Linked DNA regions of Homo sapiens: region 2 is linked to region 1. The links are chromatin loops, found by intact Hi-C in ENCODE. Cell type or tissue: ovary. All regions are shown on one strand. Links, peaks and the distances in the headings refer to the core of each region. The heading gives the core; the rest is flanking DNA. Region 1 overlaps CFAP298-TCP10L (CFAP298-TCP10L readthrough). Region 2 has its middle 54 kb from the start of SCAF4.

The links. A loop is a pair of places that touch in the nucleus more often than their neighbours do. Peaks named below come from ENCODE experiments on the same cell type or tissue, not always from the same donor. Only the 100,000 strongest peaks of a DNase experiment are listed, where the experiment ranks them.
Region 2: a loop joins it to region 1, with 3 times the contacts of the local background. A loop is called at or near these places in 12 of 110 quality-filtered maps.

What each region holds. Positions count from the first base shown.
Region 1 is chr21:32,589,619-32,594,992 of GRCh38, reverse strand. All of the region lies in intron 5 of CFAP298-TCP10L (CFAP298-TCP10L readthrough), which reads left to right. Among named protein-coding and RNA genes, the nearest start is that of TCP10L, 6.8 kb to the right of the region's middle. In ovary, for the core only: no CTCF peak of the experiment used is centred there; a DNase peak (open chromatin) is centred at 2,412.
Region 2 is chr21:31,783,300-31,788,673 of GRCh38, reverse strand. No RefSeq gene overlaps it. Among named protein-coding and RNA genes, the nearest start is that of SCAF4, 54 kb to the right of the region's middle. In ovary, for the core only: a CTCF peak has its summit at 2,629 (motif pointing left); a DNase peak (open chromatin) is centred at 2,613.

The sequences.
Region 1 (5,374 bases), core at 98-5,097:
CATGGTCCCTGCAGATACAGGAACTGAGCTCAGAGAGAGGCCGTGTCTTCTGCAAGACCCCCGGCCAATGAGAGGGACTCAGGCCTGAGCACAGGTTTCTGAACCAGAGTCTCGCCTCTCACCTCCTCAAACCTCCCTGCTTCCCTTCCCACCAAGTTATAATTGAGTGATTGTGCATCCCGATTGTGGTCTTCCAAAGGCACTTAACGTGATCGCACTTTCCCCTTCAATTTCTCACCAGTTAGCTTGTAAATGACAAAGTCTGCCCCATGGAGAGAGCCTTCTTCAGATTTTAAGATAAAGACATCAGTAGTGCAATTAAAAAGATGAAGACAATGAAAATAATTATTTAGTAGGATAATAAACGGAATCTGGGCAGAGTCGTGCTGAGCAGCTATGAATTGCATCAGCACATAACGTACTGGCCGCAACTCACTGTGCAGAATGGCCAGGCCACAGGCTCGGGCTCCCCCGACACTCCACTTCCCATGGGCATTTTCCCCACTGGCCACTAACATCAGATGGGTTCACACTCATGAAAGACACTTGGTGCCAAGAAACAGGTGCCTGCAGGGCTGGTATGACATAGGGACTCTGTGGTGCAGTGTGTGTGGCTGGTTGGCGTATTAGCAAGGATGAGGACACAGGTGTCCAGTAAGGACTGCTTGAACGAAGGTCCTTGATTCACAGAACAGGAACTGTGCTGACCGCCTGCCCTCCTTTATCCCAAGAAGAACTCCAACTGACATCATTACACACAGCATGAAATCCAAACCTTGTCATCCTCATCACAACGTAAATAACATGTTTGTACCGCACTTTGTAATTTTTAAGTCACCTTGGCATATAAACATACATTGCTTTTACATAAACACCTGTGCATAAGGGGAGGATATATGTGTGTGTTGACAAAAGTCAGGTCTACAGGACATGGGGCTGGTTTTGGTAAACCCCCCTGGAGAAGGGCCTAGGTGTGAGCCCTGGCTCAACCCCCAGGTCAGCTACTTGTCTTCAGGTCTGATCCTGAAGCCAGCTTCCCACATCCCACCCTAAATGGTGTCAGGCATCCTGAGAGGAAAAGGCAGTGTGGGGCTCTCCCCGGCGGCGGGGGGCGGTGGGGGGGGAATCTGTTCCTAATCCAGAGCTCTGTGCACAGGGCCTTTGGGAGTCTGTGTGCCTGCTGTGGATGGGAGATCCTGCCCCTGTATCTTCCGTGGAGAGGGCACGTAGCTTTCGGCAGATGACAGACGCTGGAAGTGAATAACACCCCTCCTTTATTCAGTCTGAAAGTACTGTTTGCCTCACTAGAATTCTGTGTCATAAGAACCCCCAGACTTGCATGGCCTCACTGTGACAGCTGGATCTCAGCTCCCTGTGACCCCTCTGAGGCAGTCAAGGCAGGTGTCCTTATCCCCTTTGTGTCTGACGCCCCCAACAACCCTCAGGGTCAATGATTCACTAGAAGGATTCACAGAACGTTACTGTTTATTATAGCAAAAGGACACAGATTAAAATAAGCAAAGGAAAAAGGTGCTTGGGACACAGTCCAGGAGAGGCCAGCTGTGAGCTGCCCGCCGTCCTGACCTGAAGGAGACACCAGTGCACTTAATTCTGTCGGCAACAACTGTGCCAGTGTGCACATAACACCACCTGCCAGGGAAGCCCCCGAGCCTTAGGGTCCAGGGCTTCTCCTGGGAGCCGGTCACATAGGCCTGAATCATTCCGCTGGCTAATCCTAGTCACCCAGTCCAGCTATCCCAGAGGTCAAATTGATGTAGTGTGGCTCTAGGGTCCACATAAATCACTGTTAACATGAACTCCATGAACTCTTGGCCATGGCTGGAGGCCGCAGGTAAACGTAAACACTCTTATCAAGCAAGATAATCCAAGGGCTCAAAGGGTATCCTCTGGGAAGAAGGACAGGGCCAGACCTTTCTCTGAATGTGCAGGGTTTGGACACCCCAAGCCTGCTGAGTTAACCCTTTACCACACATCCTTGTGCAAATGAGGAGGCACACTAGGAAGTTTTTAATAGGCTTGCCCGAGGCTGGGCGCAATGGCTCACGCCTGTAATCCCAGCACTTTGGGAGGCCGAGGCAGGCAGATCACGAGGTCAGGAGATCGAGACCATCCTGCTTAACATGGTGAAACCTCGTCTCTACTAAAAATACAAAAAATTAGCCGGGCGTAGTGGCGGGCGCCTGTAGTCAGTCCCAGCTACTCAGGAGTCTGAGGCAGGAGAATTGCTTTAACCTGGGAGGCAGAGCTTGCAGTGAGCCAAGATAGCGCCGCTGTACTCCAGCCTGGGCAATAGAGTGAGACTCCTCAAAAAAAAAAAAAAAAAAAAAAAAAAAAGAGATAACAGCACAAACTGACCTCAGCATGGGCTGGGACGATCTCACGGCATCCGGGCGGGAAGTCTCAGCCAGGGAGTCGGGCTGGGGTGGTCTCTGGGCTTCGGGGCTGTAAGAGCCAGGGAGTCGGGCTGGGCCTCCGGACATGAGGCTCTGGACACAGCGTTTGCTCTTGAGACCAGGTGCCCCTTGGGCCCACTCAGATTTTATTTTTTTACAGATTTTTGCCACTTTCCAGGTGGTCGTTCTTTGTCCTCCTGAGCTTGGGCCTCGCTCCTTGGGACCCCTGGACCAGAACCCCAATCAGCTCAGGAACAGGCTTCTGGCAGATGAGCCCGGCGGCAGTGGAGCGAGAGATGCAGTGAGCAATGTGGCTCCATAAGCACAGTACAATGCATATCCTTTCAGCCACGTCTTTGTTTATTTCATTAGCTTTGCTTTATGAAATATTTCAAGAACTGGCATTGTGTGCAAGGCTCTAGAAGAATTTTTTGCATGTGTTTGATTTTAATTTTCTCTGTTTGCTTTTTAGTAATTAAGAGTAAAGTCAACCAAGAACATTTTACATTCTTTTTGTTTTCTTTCTAGACTTGCTAGGCCAGGAATTGAGGAAAGGAAACAGTACTTGGGAAGAATTTGCTAAGGAACAACTTAAAGTGGATTTTCCAATAATAGAAAATTGCATCTGGCTACACAGGGCACAGGTGCAGCTCCTTGGTGTAGATGGGCTACGGGGTCGTTTTGTCCACCCATAGGGAATATGTTTGTATCCTGTACAAAATGTGATCCTGTCACCTTGTCAGTGGCCTGAAGAGTTGCAGCAGGAAGAGGGTTGTTTTAAATTCTGATCGAAACAGACTTTCTGTGAGCCTGGATTCTGTGAGGTGCTGCCTGATTTCTCTCCAGCTCCAGGCCCTTGGATCCTGCATTTTAGGGACAGCCCCTCGTTTTTGTTTCTCTGGCTCGCGGCTGGCGTTTCTTCCCCAAGCTGTAATGCTCGATGAGTTGGGCCCTTGTGTGGTTAAGTGGTGGGTTCCTACAGGGGTCGGGAGGAGGGAGGTCAGGACAATTTTTAAATATTCCTTTTTCATGTATCTATAATCATACAACAACTGAAATGACACTGACACGTAAGTCCCCACAGTTTGGGAGGCTTAGGGAGAAAGAGACTGACTTGATACTCAGAAGGCAGAGAGGTGACATCTAGGGGAGGTGGGCCTGCCCCTCATATGCCCAAATCCCACAATAGAGAGCTTCACTATGGCAGAGGGAAGGAGAGAAGAGGAGCTGGTGGTCACAGAGGACCTCATTCAGGACTAGCTGGGCCCCTCAACCTGAGACCTTCCATGGGGTGGAGGAGTCAAGGGAGCATTTTAAATTATGCCCTAAACTAAAATATCTTGGCTACAGTAAACCAGACATTCTCCAGTACTGGAATCCTTGCCCCGTTCCGCTCTCCTCATAACTCCAATTACCCGATCTAACTTTTCCCCCTTGACTATCAACCTTGTGCAGCGAACTCTTCCTCTGTATCTTCAGTGCGCCGCTTATAGCTTGGCTTCGAGCCCACAGTTTCCGATGCCTCCTGCATTAGGGCACCTGGTCAGCCATGCCATAGACCCAGTGCATCCGAGAGGAGACTCTCCCCTCTGCGGGCTTCCCCACTGTGCAGCCACTCAGCCTCCTCCTTCCTCTCTGGCTGGAAATGTGAGACCCATCCTGGCTCAGATGCCCCTTCATCATCAGAGCCTCATCAATCTCTGGAACCTGCATTTCTGTCTGTGCAGAGTTAGTAGTGCTGGTTATTTCTTCATATTTCTGCTGCTTACTGTCAGCCATGTTTTCTTAAAGTGTTATTCTCGGCACCTCATCAGAGTAACTTGGGGCGCTTGTTAAAAATTCACATTCTCAGCCCGGGACTATTGAATCCGAATTTATACGGGTGAGGCCTAGAAATGCACATTTAAGAAGAGTTTCTGCCGTAACAAATTACCGACACGTAGTGGTTTAAAACAACAATCGTGTTCTCATACAGTTCTGTATGTCAGAATCCTGGCTGAGTCTCGTGGAGCTACAGCCCAGGCCTTGGCAGGCTCATTCGTTCTGGAGGCTGGAGGTGGGCTCTGCTTCCTTGCCCTTTCTGGGGCTGAGAGCGCCTCGGCTCCTGGTCCCTTCCTGTCTTCAGGCAGAGTGAGCCTCTTCAAACCTCTCCCCTCCCTCCCTCCCTCCCTTCTTTCCTTCCTTCTTTCCTTCTTTCTCTCTCTCTCTTTCTTTCCTCTTTCTTTCTTTTTCTTTCTCTTTCTCCTTCCTTCCTCCCTCTCTCCCTCCCTACCTCTCTCTTTCTTTCTTTCTTTCTTCTTTCTCTTTCTTTCTTTCTTTATTTCTTTTTCCTTCTTTTTCAGACATTGTCTCACTCACTCACCCAGGCTGGAGTCCAGTGCCACAATCTCAGCTCACTGCGGCCTCTGCCTCCTGGGCTCAAGTGATCCTCCCACTCCAGTCTCCCGACTAGCTGATTTTGTCCCATGATTTTGTAGTATTTCAAGACCAGTATTATGAATATTAGTTTTCATTTTTCTGGCAACTATTTAGTTCTGGCTAACAGAGCACTGACTGGATAAGTATCAGGTCACAAAATATTTACCATGGGTTCATATGATGTGGTAAACTTGTGTCTTTCATGGGGGCTTTTAGCTAAAGCAGTAATTAGAGGTATTGTAAGATGAACCCCTTAGCTAATTGCAAGCTGTACCTGACGTCTCCCATGAAGACAAGCAGCCAGATCCTGAAATTCATGACTGATGACTTGTGAAAGTCTAACGCATATTCTGCAATGATGTGCCATGGGCCTCTGCCATTTCACCTCACCATCACGCCACAAATTAGTACTCACAGCTGAGAGTTTAGACCTAAAAGGGGCAATAAAATTGAGTTCAAATACTGTATTAAGGGACTTGCCCAAAATTACATAATTATTTTGTGTAAAGTCCAAATTATACAAATCCTCAGATTCCGAGGTC
Region 2 (5,374 bases), core at 59-5,058, 810 kb after region 1:
ACCCTTAAGGGTGCAGTGCTGCAATCATAGTTCACTGTAGCCTTGAACTCCTGGACTCAAACAGTCCCCCTGCCTTAGCCTCCCTCTTGTCTCAGCCTCCAAAGTAGCTGGGACTACAGGCATGTGCCACCATGTTCAGTGAGTTGTTTTTTTTTAATTTTAGAGATGGGGTCTTGCTATGTTTCCCAAGCTGGTCTTGAACTCCCGGCTTCAAGAGGTCCCCCCTACCTCAGACTTCCAAAGTGCTGTGATTACAGGCATGAACTACCATACTCGGCCATAAGATGTCATTTCTAAATCTATTCTTAGAGGTCATAAACTTAAAAGTGATTTGAAGACCCAAAATTCTTAGAGCATGATAGAAACGATCGGCCATTGGTTTCTTGGATCCCACATAGATCAGTGAATCTTACATGGCCCATTATGAACCAGGGCAATGCCTCTTCCAAATGATGTGTCTCCCCAAAATCTGTGCTTCTGGCATTTTTTGGATCTGGAAAGAGTGGAAGTGGGTCAGCCTAAGTCAGTTACCACTATTAAAAAAAAAAAAAAAAAAACGCTAGGGCCGGGCATGGTGGCTCATGCCTGTAATACCAGCACTTTGGGAGGCCGAGGCCAACAGATCACTTGAGGTCAGGAATTTGAGATCAGCCTGGCCAACATGGCGAAACCCCCATCTGTACTAAACATACAAAAAAAATTAGCCGGGCGTGGTGACACGTGCCTGTAATTCTAGCTACTCAGGAAGCTGAGGCACGAGAATCACTTGCACCTGGGAGGCAGAGGTTGCAGTGAGCTGGGATTGCATCACTGCACTCCAGCCTGGGCAACAGAGAAAGACTCTGTCTCAAAAAAAAAAAAAAAAAAGTAAAACACTAAACACACACATTCACTCATGCACATCCACCCCCCAGCTTAGCATTTTACACGAAGGCCAGCATATAATGCCTGCACCCCCTTCTTCAACAGAGATAAGAAAAGCAACCCTTTGTCTCTATCTAGTGGACTCTCTTTCTCTTTTTTTTTTTTTTTCTTGAGACAGAGTTGCACTCTTGTTGCCCAGGCTGGAGTGCAATGGCGCAATCTCAGCTCACTGCAACCTCTGCCTCCCAGGTTCAAGCGATTCTCCTGCCTCTGCCTCCTGAGGAGCAGGGATTACAGGCACCTGCCACCACATCTGGCTAATTTTCTGTATTTTTAGTAGAGACGGGGTTTCACCATGTTGGCCAAGCTGGTCTCGAACTCCTGACCTCAGGTGATCCACCCACCTCAGCCTTGAAAAGTGCTGGGATTACAGGCGTGAGCCACCACACCCAGCCTAGTGGACTCTCTTTCTAGACCAAATATTGGAACCACCTATTTTATTGTTGTCTGAAATAGAATCCATAAATAGCATGACCACCACACATCCATGACAATGTGACTACAATAGAAGACGTCAGTAAGAAGTCAGATGCGTGCCTTGCATGTAAAATCCCTGTGAACAGGACCACTACCCGTGCATGCTGAACCCAGTGTGCTGCTTTGGCAACTCAGATCCCAGGGGCAGCGCTGTCATTGGTGAGGCAATTTTCAGAAATGGTAAGCAACTCTTGGGGAAGTTTCTGCAAAACAGAGGGATAGATTTCAATTTATGTGATAGTTATACAACTGGGAAATTCTGTGTGTATTAAAAGCACAGGAAAATAATGTGTGTTAGATACAAAATAGAGTTCAGGTCTGGCATTAGATTATTATCAACAGGTTTTTCACCTATATACATGACCAACAAGATACTCAAAACTAGCACAGGCTGGGAGAGAAGTTTTCATCATGAGGGAAAACCTCACACCTCACAGGGTGAATAAGCAATCCTGGCTCCCACCTACCATGTGCCAGATGTGTCCCCACTGGCTGTGATTACTAAGAAATGGCCACAGATTTGCACACCCTGGGAGGAGAGCTGCCCTCATTAAGCATCACTGCACAAATATTCTTCTGAAAATAGAATGCCCTGACCCAAACACTATGCTTCAAATGGAGAGTGATGGAAGGAGTGTGACGTAGAACATCTCAGAAATGCCAAGTTGGTTTTATCTCAAGTGCCATTGATCGCTAGAAGCTGACTGAAGTGGTGTGTTGAGAAAGTATCTAGAACTGCCTTTGGACTCAGTGAGGAAGATTGCCATCATCTATCAACCATGCCATCTGTGAGCACAGAGGAGGGAAGTGTGGCCTGCATGCCACCATGTTTGCTGGCCCAGAAGTGTAAACTCTCTTATCCTAGACACCTTTTGCCTATGTCTGCAGCTGAAAATTGAAATCACTTTTTGGCAGGAAAAAAAATGCAATTGACTCATATCAAGCTCCACTTTCCCACATTTGGCAAAACATTTCAGAAGTTAGAGCAAAGAGGAAAACATCGGGTTCAAATATTCAAAACCATACATATTTCACGGAACAAGAGGAACTCTTTGTGATAGAGAAATTAAAAAATAGAACTGCTTAGCAGATATATAAAGATGGTTTCTGTCAGGGAGAGTCTGGAAGAATTCATACACTGGCAGCTCCGAAATTCAAGGACAGAGTAAAGTCTTGCATTGAACCTTTTTCTTCCACAGCCTGCCCCCTGGTGGAGATGTTAATAAGCAGCAGACACACAAGACTGAATTTACCGAAGGAAAGGGGAAAATAAAGCCGCTGCCCCAAGACCTTCTGAAGTAATGGAGAAAAGAAGCTTTGACGATGATGGTGGTAGTGGTGGTGATGATGGTAATGATGATGATGGTGGTGGTGGTGGTGGTGGTAGTGGGGGGTGATGATAGTGGTTAGTACAATTTGGATTTGTGTCCCAACCGAAATCTCATCTTGAATTGTAGTTCCCATAATCCCCATATGTCGTGGGAGGGACCTGGTGGGAGGTAATTGAATCATGGGGGCAGTCACCCCCATGCTGCTGTTCTCGTGATAATGAGTGAATTTTCACGAGATCTGATGGTTTTATAAGGGGCTTTTCCCCCTTTGCTCGGCAATTCTTCCTGCCACCATGTGAAGAAGGATGTGTTTGCTTCCCCTCCACCATGATTGTAAGTTTCCTGAGGCCTCCCCAGCCATGCTGTACTATGAATCGATTAAACCTCTTTCCTTTGTAAATTGCCCAGTCTCGGGTATGTCTTAATTAGCAGCATGAGAATGGACTAATACAGTGGTGGTAGTGGTGGTGGTAGTGGTGGTGGTGGTGGTGGTGGTAGTTGGTGGGTGATAATGGTGGTGGCAGGGATGGTGATGATGATGGTGGTGGTGATGATGGTGGTGGTGGTGGTGATGGTAGTAGTCAGTGATGATGATGGTGGTGGTGGTGATGGTGATGGTGGTGGTGGTGGTGGTGATGGTGATGGTGGTGGTGATGGTGGTGATGGTGGTGGTGGTGATGACAGTGGTGGTGGTGATGGTGATGATGGTGGTGGTGATGGTGGTGGTGGTGGTGGTGGTGATGGTGGTGATGGTGGTGGTGGTGGTGGTGATGATGATGGCGGTGGTGGTGATGGTGGTGATGGTGGTGGTGGTGATGGTGGTGGTGATGGTGGTGGTGATGGTGGTGGTGATGGTGGTGGTGATNNNNNNNNNNGTGTGGTGTTGTTGTTGTGGTGGTGGTGGTGGTGGTGGTGGTGGTGGTGTTGGTGGTGGTGGTGGTGGTGGTGGTGGTGGTGGTGGTGGTGGTGGTGGTGGTGGTGGTGGTGGTGGTGGTGGTGGTGGTGGTGGTGGTGGTGGTGGTGGTGGTGGTGGTGGTGGTGGTGGTGGTGGTGGTTGTGGTGGTGGTGGTGGTGGTGGTGGTGGTGGTGGTGGTGGTGGTGGTGGTGGTGGTGGTGGTGGTGGTGGTGGTGGTGGTGGTGGTGATGGTGGTGGTGGTGGTGGTGGTGGTGGTGGTGGTGGTGGTGGTGGTGGTGGTGGTNNNNNNNNNNNNNNNNNNNNGTTGTTGTTGTTGTTGTTGGTGGTGTTTGTTGTGGTGGTGGTGGTGGTGGTGGTGGTGGTTGGTGGTGGTGGTGGTGGTGGTGTGTGGTGTTGATGATGGTGGTGGTGGTGATGGTAGTGGTGGTTGTTGATGGTGGTGGTGGTGATGGTGGTGGTGGTGGTGGTTGTTGGTGGTGTGGTGATGTTGGTGTTGGTGGTGGTTGTTGTGGTGATGTAATTGTTGCTATGGTTGTTGTTGTTGTTATTGTTGTTGTTGTTGATAATGGTGATGATGGTGTTGATGGTGGTGGTGATGATGGTGGTGATGGTGGTGGCGGTGATGGTGGTGGTGGTGGTGGTGATTAAATAGCTGCTAATGATGGTGATGGTGGTGGTGGTGGTGATGGTGATAATGGTGATGATGGTGATGATGGTGGTGGTGATGACGGTGGTGATGGTGGTGGCGGTGATGGTGGTGATGGTGATGGTGGTGATGGTGGTGGTGGTGGTGGTGATGATGATGGTGGTGGTGGCTGTGATTATGATGATGATGGTGATGGTGGTGGCGGTGATGGTGGTGATGGTGATGGTGGTGATGGTGGTGGTGGTGGTGGTGATGATGATGGTGGTGGTGGCTGTGATTATGATGATGATGGTGATGGTGGTGGCGGTGATGGTGGTGATGGTGATGGTGGTGGTGGTGGTGGTGATGATGGTGGTGGTGGCTGTGATTATGATGATGATGGTGATGGTGGTGGTGGTGGTGGTGATGGTGGTGGTGGCAGTGGCAGTAATAGCTAATATATATGTAGCATTTCTCTGTGCCGAGCTCTATTCTAAGTGCTTTACATACATTAATTTAATCCTGACAGCAATCTTATGAGTTTTACAATCCCCATTTACACGTAAGAAAATGAAGCACAGAGAGGTTATGTCACTTGCCCAAGGTAATACGGCTCATAAAGAGAGGCTCCCAATACCTTGCTCTAAAATATTTTGCTAATAGCTTTTTCCGAATTAGAGTTTCGTTAAAGTTCTCTTTCAAAGAAAAAGTATAACCTGGTGAGTTAAGACTATCAGTCATTCACACATGTGTATAAATGACCTTAATCAAACATTACTGCAAATACATAGGAGTTTTCATTGAAGATGGAAAGGGAGACATGGCACTGGAGGAGAAGCCTCTGAAGAAGGATAGTTTCGGGGGTGGGGGTGGAGGGGATTTTACAGTTGGAGGGGCTTACCAGAAGGCAGACACATCTGGGTCAGGAAGAGGATGTCTGAAGGTGAGCGGGTCCCAAACATGTGGGTTATTTGCCTTGCAGATTTTCCAAGAGACTGCCATTGGCATGTACAGACTTGGTTAATTTTTCCAAGACTACAGTGGATTCACTTTTTAAAAGGTGAATATAGCACTTCCCCAAGACCATGTATTAGTTAAAAT